Regions from separate parts of the Homo sapiens genome. Here all the other regions are linked to region 2. Evidence: chromatin contacts called from ENCODE Hi-C or POLR2A ChIA-PET data. All regions are on one chromosome and are shown on one strand. Each heading gives the region's core, a stretch centred on a gene start or an enhancer-like site at or near the end of the contact. The rest is flanking DNA. Distances are from core to core; before and after follow the strand shown. Region 1 holds the start of SPINDOC (spindlin interactor and repressor of chromatin binding). Region 2 holds the start of ESRRA (estrogen related receptor alpha). Region 3 holds the start of MAP4K2 (mitogen-activated protein kinase kinase kinase kinase 2).

Region 1 (2,700 bases), core at 150-2,649, 490 kb before region 2:
GCAGAGGGGCACGGAAGGGATCTGTAGCAAATGGTAGAGAATGACCATTCAGCAGAAATAGTTAAACAGGCTTGGTAATACCTTTGTTGTAAAACCTTTAAAATATCAGATACACTTGCACATAACAAAATAATTCCCTTAAAAATAGACTGCAAGGCCAGGCGCGGTGGCTCACGCCTGTAATCCCACTTTGGGAGGCCGAGGCAGACGGATGATGAGGTCAAGAGATCAAGACCATCCTGGCCAACATGCTGAAACCCCGTCTCTACTAAAAATACAAAAATTAGCCGGGCATGGTGGCACGTGCCTGTAGTCCCAGCTACCCAGGAGGCTGAGGCGGGAGAATAGCTTGAACCTGGGAGGCGGAGGTTGTGGTGAGCCGAGATAGCGCCACTGCACTCCAGCCTGGTGACAGAGCGAGACTCTGTCTCAAAAAAAAAAAAATTAAAAAATTGACTGCAATCCATATAGACTAGTTCACACCTCTTCTCACACCCCCATCCTACTACGCGATTCTGAATACTACTGTGTCTGGTCTGATATAACGACATTCGAAGATGGATTTTCAGTGTCAGACATTTTGCATTTTCTGAGCTGAAATCTCATGAGGGTTGCTATAGAAGAGGGAGATGCACATTCCATGTCACAGAAGTAAAAGCTCACCCAGAGTGTGGTTATAGGGCAGCAATGTCATGGCAACTGGACTCTGGTCTTGGGGCTCTCAAGGGATTGCTGTGTGTCCTTGGAGAGGGTCACAAAATCTCCGGACTCCCGTGCCAAAAATGGAAATCATACCCATCAGGGTGGTTTATGTCCGCTCACAGTCCACTCTGCTTCTCTTCTTTGCCTTCCCAGAAGGGTCCAAAATGGTTTTTGAAAGAAACGATGAGCCGGACTAAGAAAACAGATAATGTGCCCACGGCCACGGAGCTGGCAGATGAGAAGGAATTCGGTCTCTGCGTTTCCATACCAAGGCCCTTTCCACTCACCCACCGCTTCTCTTCCTGCCCGGGGCATCTGCTGGCGGAGGAAGGCTTGTCCACGGAAAGGCAAAAGCGACTCCCGATCAAAATCCGGGGGCACCTGGTAGCGCTCTCCACGCCAGCAGAAACGCCCAACTGACTTCTTAATGGAGGGAAACCCCGGGCTTGGCCCGCAGACTGAGGGGCCCGCGTTGCGGGTTTTGGGGGCCCCTCTGCCTCTGCGCACCGGGTGGCCCCGGGTCCCCTCGGCCCTTCCCGCCGCCTCCCGGGTCCAGGGTTTCTAACGGGGCCGCGTGCCCGGGGCGGGGCCACGCGCGATTGGCCGCGCGGCATCGGGGGCGGGTCCGCGGCTGGCCGGCCGGGCGGGCGCCGACAATGAGCCTCCATAAAAGGGAGCGGCGGGGGGCAGGGGCCCCGGATTGAGCCCTCCCCGCCCGGGCTCCCGACGCGCCGAGGTCTCGGGGAGGCCCGGACGCGCCGGTCGCAGGCCCGGCCGGCGAGCGGCGGGCGGGCGGCGGGGAGGGGGCTGCGCGGGGCGGGCGGCGGGCCCGGCGCTATTCCGGCCAGGAGGCGGGAGGCGGTTGCCGGCTGCGCGCCGAAGCCTGCGCGCCAGTCCTCCGGCCACTGCTATCGCCCACGGCCGCACCATGGCCCTAAAGGCCGAGGGCGCCGCACTCGACTGCTTCGAGGTGACGCTGAAATGCGAGGAAGGGGAGGACGAGGAGGAGGCCATGGTGGTGGCCGTAATTCCGCGGCCCGAGCCGATGCTCAGAGGTGAGGATGGAGGGGATTCCACTTCCGCGTCACGGTGCGGGGCCGGGGCTGGGGCCGTCCCTCCCCAGTCGGGGTCCGGGACCCGGGCACCTTCTCACCCCCTTCAGCCTTGGGGCCCAGGTTTCCCTCTCGGATCTGGGTCCAGGGCGCGCTCTTGCACCTCCCCCACCATGGTTTAGAAGCTCAGGCCTCCTCGATTTCCCCCTCCCTTCCCCTTTCCCCCGCCCAGGGTCTGGAGACTTCGATCCACGCCCCGCACGCTCCGGATCTTCCGGTGCCCAAGCGCCCCCTCTCCCGGGCCCAGCACCAGAGGCCGGATCCCCAGAGGCGCTGGGTGGTTGCGGCCGCCGTCTCACAGCCTGGGAAGGGGAGGCAAGCACAACGGCCGGGCTGTGTTCTAGTCCGAGGGGCGGCGAAGCCTCTAGGCCGGAGGCTACAGGCGGGCGCCGCTGCCGACCTCCAGGAGAATTTTAAGGGCTCTCCGAGCATAACGCTTCCCTGCCCACCACCCCGCTTCATTCCCATTCCCGGGCCTTCCACTTGCAGGAGCCACAGGTGTCAAGTTCTGGAGAGAAGGGATGAATGGGACTGCATACAACAGCTAGTTTGGAAAAGCAGTGCAGTGCTAGAACGAGATTAGCTTTGGGAGGGGATGGGAGGAACAATCTCAGAACACTCGCTCTCCCCTCCCCCTTCACCGATTTCTAGTCCTCAGGAGCTTGCAAACCGTAAGAAAACAAAGAGCCATCTTTGTGGGAGACTTAATATGCATGAAAATGCAAATATATTTCCATTCTCCCACCCCGCTTTTCTTAGGCGGGATAGTACCCAAAAGAGGTTGAGAGCAGCAATGCCATTCATTGAACTTCAGCCGAACAGAATGATGTCTGCCTGCACTGCCTGTCATCCTTTTTGGAACTGGAAGGGTTATAAAATTCATGAG
Region 2 (2,733 bases), core at 233-2,732:
GGCAGAGGCCTGGGCTCCAGGCTGAGTGCAGCCCCTCTCCAGCTGAGGGAGGCTTTTCTGTGGCTGTTTCTCCACCTGCACAGTGGGATGACCGCCTTGGTGTGGCCTCGACTGCCTCTGGTTGGGGAGTTGTGAGGAGCCTTTGGACAGTGGATTATGTGGGTGAACTTTTGCTGCTGTGGTAGGAAAGCCCAGCGGTGATAAAGGGCCAGCTGATGGCTTAGAGTGGGTGGCTGGTCCAGAAGGTGGGCAAACTGCTCGCTACCACCGCCCTAGTTCAGGCCTGCAACCTCTTCCCTAGCCTTGACCTCATCCATCCTCCACCTTAACACTCAGCACCCTTAGAGATGCAAAGTTCCCCAGGCTAACACAGACCTGAGTGCCCTGCGCTACTGCTACCTCGAATCATCTGCGGTTCCTCGAATCACACATGCGGCGCCCCCTGGTGGGGAGACCTTTCGGTTGCTCACTGCCCTGAGCCGAGCTCTGCCCTCCTCCTAGGCTACCAGTTAGGGATCGGCAGGGACCACTTCCTGACTAAGGAGCTGCAGCGATACATCGAAGGGCTCAAGAAGCGCCGGAGCAAGAGGCTGTACGTGAATTAAAAACGCCACCTTGGGCTCGAGCAGCGACCCGAACCAGCCCCGTGCCAGCCCGGTCCCCAGACCCAAGCCTGACCCCATCCGAGTGGAATTTGAGTCCTAAAGAAATAAAAGAGTCGATGCATGGTCCGTGAGTCAGTGCAGGACAGCCCGCGTGAGGCGGACGCACGTGGCCCCGCCCTTCCCCGTGACCTTCATTCGGTCACCGCAGTGACCTTCATTCGGTCACCGCAGTGACCTTGAGCTTTCTCCGTCCGGGCCCTATCGGCCCTACCTTCCGGGACTCGCAATCCAGGACTTATTGCATGTTTTAAGTCGGCTTCACCCACCCCGAGTTCCGCAGCTCTGTGGGGCTACTGGGTCTACGGTTCGAGTGCTCAGTTGGTGTCGCTTTGGGGGAAGGGGGTAGGGGGAACGGGGCAGCACCTCCCTCCTCGCGACGGCGCGCTAGGCTCCGCCCCTCAAGCATAGGTAGCAGGTCCAGCCTCTCCGCTCGTCCCGCCCTTGCGTTTTCATCTGTAAGTGGTCTCTTGGCTCCGCGACTGCAGCCTGCACCGCCTCGCCCACTCCTCTCGCGCGCAGCAAGCCCCGCCTCCTCCGTTACGAAAGAGCGCTTCTGGCCCCACTTGCTCTCGGCTCTATTGTCCCCGCCCTCCGCGTCTCCGGCCCCGCCCCTCCCAGGGGCCGCGTACGCATGTGCGCCGCAGTGGCTCGGCGGGCTGCGGGGCGGGACCTGCACGAAGGCCCGCCCACTGGCGCTGCCGGCTCCGCCCCGACTCGTCCGGGCGCGCAGGCGCCGCCCGCCCCGCTGGTCTGATTAGCATAGGACCCCGGGCCCCGCCCCCTGCTTTGCATGCGCACGGCCGGCCCCACCCCCGCTGTCAGCTGGAGGAAGCGGAGTAGGAAGCGGCCGCGATGTCCTTTTGTGTCCTACAAGCAGCCGGCGGCGCCGCCGAGTGAGGGGACGCGGCGCGGTGGGGCGGCGCGGCCCGAGGAGGCGGCGGAGGAGGGGCCGCCCGCGGCCCCCGGCTCACTCCGGCACTCCGGGCCGCTCGGCCCCCATGCCTGCCCGACCGCGCTGCCGGAGCCCCAGGTCCGGGGGCGGAGGGGAGCGCTGCCGCGGGGGTGGGCGGGCGGGGCGCGGGGGCCATGTGCGAGCGCGGCAGGGAGGCGGGCGGGGCGGGCTGCAGGCGGGGTCCGACTCTGGGGCCAGTCCGGGCCACGGTTGGGACCCAGTCGAGGGTCGGACTGGTCAGGGTTCAGGCGGGATCCGGCGTCCGAGTCCTGGTGGGCCGGCCTGGGGCAGGATCTGGCTCTGGCTGCGGGTCCTGACTCGGGTCAGGGTTGGGCCTCCGATCCAGCCCGCTCCGGGGCAGGGTTCAATCCCGCATTTGCCGAAGTCCCTGGGGCTGGCCGGGGTGGAAGACGGGGAGGGCTCTATGTCTGGGAAGGGGCTCTGAAGACCACGTGGGGGCGCTCGAAGGGGCCTGGGGCCACCCTCCTCTCTGGGTCAAAGGTCATCGCACCGGCAGGGGAGAACTTCCTCCTCCTTGGCTCTCCCCACTTACTTCCTGATAACCTGGTAGAGGTCTCCCGCGGGCGGGGAGGGGGAGGCGTAGCAACTTTAGGCAACTTCCCAAAGGTGTGCGCAGGTTGGGGGCGGGACGCGGCGCCCCGGGAGGTGGCGGCCTCTGCGACAGCGGGAGTATAAGAGTGGACCTGCAGGCTGGTCGCGAGGAGGTGGAGCGGCGCCCGCCGTGTGCCTGGGACCGGCATGCTGGGGCAGGAGGGCAGCCGCGTGTCAGGTGTGAAAAGCTCTGGAGGTGTTTTCATGAGTCCGTGCCTGTGCGTGTGGATGTGGGGAGACCTAGTGAGAGTGTGTGTGATCATGAGCCTTGACTGAGTTCGTGGATGGGGTGTGCGCTCCAGGAGAAGTGTGTGAGCACAAGTGTGAGCAGGAGTGAGCACGGGTTTGGGAAGGCCGGTGCAAGTGTGAAAGCCCTCAGCAGAGAGCGAGCCTGCGTGGGCTTGTGGGGCTCCTGAGCACCCCGGTGAGTGGAGTGTGTGAACTCGGTGTGAGCACGTCCACTGGCCTTGGGTCTGCTCTCCAATGCAGAATACCCAGATGAGG
Region 3 (2,500 bases), core at 1-2,500, 500 kb after region 2:
GCCCCACCCGAGGCACTCCACCCGCCTCCCTGCTGGTCATCTGGGCTCCTGGCCCACAGCTTCTGGAGACCAGAGGTGTGGGCACCTCACAGGCCCAGCTACCTTCAGTGCCTCTCGGCAGACGTAGGCAATCTGCCGCTCCTCCAGGGGCCCAGTGGCTGAAAGGAAAAGGGAGAGGCTGGCTTGGGGGCCCGGGGGTCATGCCCACCCTCCCAGGCTACCGTGTGTGGGAAAAGCAGCAGGCACTGTTAAATGAAAGCGGTGTTGGCCACGTCCCCTCCCAGTTTAGTCTAGGATACTGAACCCAGAGATGGACAGTATTTCTCTCAAGGTCACACAGCCAGGCAGGAGTGGAGAGGAGCCCAAGTCCAGGGCCCAGAGTCCCCTCTGGTACCCCAGTGGGGTAGGGGTGGGGGAAGGCTGGGGCCTGCTGGGGCCTGGAGCCCTGGCCTCACCATGGTAAATCTCCTGCAGGGAGCCCCCTCCGCAGAACTCCATGCAGATCCACAAGCGGTCATTCCTAGGGACAAAGAGCTGGGGTGGGCACAAAGCAGGTCACATGGGGGCTGCCTGGGGCCAGGAGGATAAGGCAGCCTCACCTGAGGTAGCTGCCAATGTAGGCCACCACATTGGGGTGGCGGCACTCACGCAGGATGGTGATTTCCTGCTGGAGGGAGCTGATGTCGTCCCCTGGGAAGCACAAAGCATCATGGGGAAGGCGCGCTGGGGTTGCCCTGACTCAGTGCCCCCATCTGCAAAATGGGCACAGAGTGCCTCCCTCCGGGCCAGGCAGGTGCAGGTGACAGCACCTCCCGGGGCACGCCTCTCAGGGGTCTCGGAAACGTCAACCCTCCGCCCGCACCCCGCGCCCGCGGGCGCTCTGCCCTTCCTCTGGCGCAGAGGCCCGACCCGGGCCCTCACCTGGGTCTAGCTTGACTATCTTCACGGCGGCCAGTTCGGACGTGACCGTGTCGCGGGCCTGCAGGGGCGGAGGGTGAAGCGGGATGGGGGGCGGGGCCGGGGGCTAGATCCTGCCGCGGGGTGCGGGGCTGGCACCCTCCTCCCGGCTCTCCCGCCCGTCCCGTCGCACCTTGTAGACGTCGCCATAGGTCCCGGCCCCCACGCGCTGCAGCAGCTCGAAGCGGTCCCGCGGGTCCTGCAGCGACACATCCCGCAGCAGCGCCATGGCCCGGCGCCGGGCGGGCCGGCAGGCGGGCGGGCGCGAGCTGCGGAGCCGGCGCGGGGCGGCGCGGGGCGGGGCGGGCGCCCGTGGCTCTGAGGCCGCGGGGGCGGGGCTGAGGCCCGGGGGCGGGGCCGCGCCGGGGATGCCCCACCGCCAGTCCGGGAGGAGGCGCCCGCGGGACGGGCCCTCGGCGGCGCGGGGAAGCCCCAAGGCCGGGGCGGAGCCTACGTCCTTCCGCCGCCACTGTCGCTCGCGCTCCACAGGTAGGGAGCGCAAAGTCCCGGGAGCCAGAAGACAGAGGGAAGAGGGGGCGCTCCACTCCCCGCCCCATCCCCAATTTCCCAGATAAACATGGACTTGCGCTTTATATTTTTTTTAACAAAATGTATTCATCTTTCTTGGAACTGAAAAATAAATCTATGTACAAAACAGGAAGAGATCAGGCTCTTGTCACCCACTCCTAACCCTCTGCAGATTTCCTCCGGGATGCTCCGAGATGGGCTGGACCTCTGGGAGGTTCCCAGAGGGTCGGAAGGGAGGTCCTGCTCTGATCCGGGGCCAGTTTCGTCAGGAAGAGGGCGGGGCTCAGGATGCTCATAGGCTGGGGGCGGAGTTTTGTGTCCCAGACTCGGGATACGAAGGAGAGGAAACTAGGATTTCCAAATTCTGGAGCAGGACTGAAGTTATTTGGGGCAGGGAGCTTGGATTCGCAAGATATGGAATTCTGAAGTGCGGAAATATACTCCTAGGGGCTGAGTGGTCCTAGGCTCCCGGGCTGGAGGTGGGACCTGTGCTCCTTGGGTTAAGGGTGAAACCTCAGCTCCTACAAGCTGGGAGGAGCCCTGAGTAACGTTGGTCTGGCTCTAGGTGAGCGGTTCCGAGGAGGAGCTTGGGTTTCTAGGGGCTGGGCCTTTAAAGACTGGTAATTAGGACCCAGCGTGAGGTTTCCATTGGCCGGCTGGGATTCTGGGAGAAGAGACCTATATTCTAACGACTGGGGCAGAGCCCTGGGTTCTGAGCTGGAGAAAATCGTGGGTTTGATACAGACTGTACTCGGGACCGGGAACCTAGGGTTTGGGTAGAGGTGAGGCCTGTCCCCTTTGGGCTGGGGGCAGAACATGGGCTCAGAGTTGGGGGACTAAGGGCGGAGCCTGGGTCCCCACAAGCGGTCCGAAGTCCCCAGTAGTTCAGAGGCCTTTGCGCTGCCGCTTGAGGAAAGACAGAGTGTAGTCACTAGGGGTGGACACTTTCTGCTTCTTCATCTGCACTTGCGACTGTGCCGTGAGTTGCAGCTTGATGGCGCTCGAGTTGATCTTG

Evidence for each region. Hi-C counts contacts between places; a loop is a spot of excess contacts on that map. ChIA-PET counts read pairs that join two places held with the same protein, here RNA polymerase II (POLR2A). Pooled maps may share reads with other maps.
Region 1: a pooled map shows a loop between it and region 2 (6-fold over the local background). The contact joins the promoter of SPINDOC here to the promoter of ESRRA in region 2. A Hi-C loop is called at or near these places in 5 of 50 pooled maps. POLR2A ChIA-PET finds 5 or more read pairs at or near these places in 2 of 52 experiments (A549 and HEK293T).
Region 3: a loop to region 2 is called in a pooled map, with 12 times the contacts of the local background. The contact joins the promoter of MAP4K2 here to the promoter of ESRRA in region 2. A Hi-C loop is called at or near these places in 1 of 37 single-sample maps with no recorded cell type and 9 of 50 pooled maps. POLR2A ChIA-PET finds 5 or more read pairs at or near these places in 2 of 52 experiments (OCI-LY7 and WTC11).

What each region holds. Positions count from the first base shown.
Region 1 is chr11:63,812,057-63,814,756 of GRCh38, forward strand. It overlaps SPINDOC (spindlin interactor and repressor of chromatin binding), which reads left to right and starts at 1,400. Exons shown (of 6, transcript NM_138471.3): 1 at 1,400-1,757. The coding sequence starts at 1,631. RefSeq lists a silencer at 1,036-1,505.
Region 2 is chr11:64,304,042-64,306,774 of GRCh38, forward strand. ESRRA (estrogen related receptor alpha) reads left to right here and starts at 1,483. Exons shown (of 7, transcript NM_004451.5): 1 at 1,483-1,695. CATSPERZ (catsper channel auxiliary subunit zeta) reads left to right here. Exons shown (of 5, transcript NM_001039496.2): 5 at 502-729. The coding sequence ends at 605. It overlaps KCNK4-CATSPERZ (KCNK4-CATSPERZ readthrough (NMD candidate)), which reads left to right. Exons shown (of 11, transcript NR_133662.1): 11 at 502-728. RefSeq lists a silencer at 1,190-1,699 and an enhancer at 2,110-2,179.
Region 3 is chr11:64,801,964-64,804,463 of GRCh38, forward strand. MAP4K2 (mitogen-activated protein kinase kinase kinase kinase 2) reads right to left here and starts at 1,251. Exons shown (of 32, transcript NM_004579.5): 1 at 1,091-1,251; 2 at 922-979; 3 at 600-690; 4 at 456-520; 5 at 103-158. The coding sequence starts at 1,186. It overlaps MEN1 (menin 1), which reads right to left. Exons shown (of 10, transcript NM_001370259.2): 10 at 1,553-2,500. The coding sequence ends at 2,371. RefSeq lists silencers at 881-1,060, 1,211-1,390.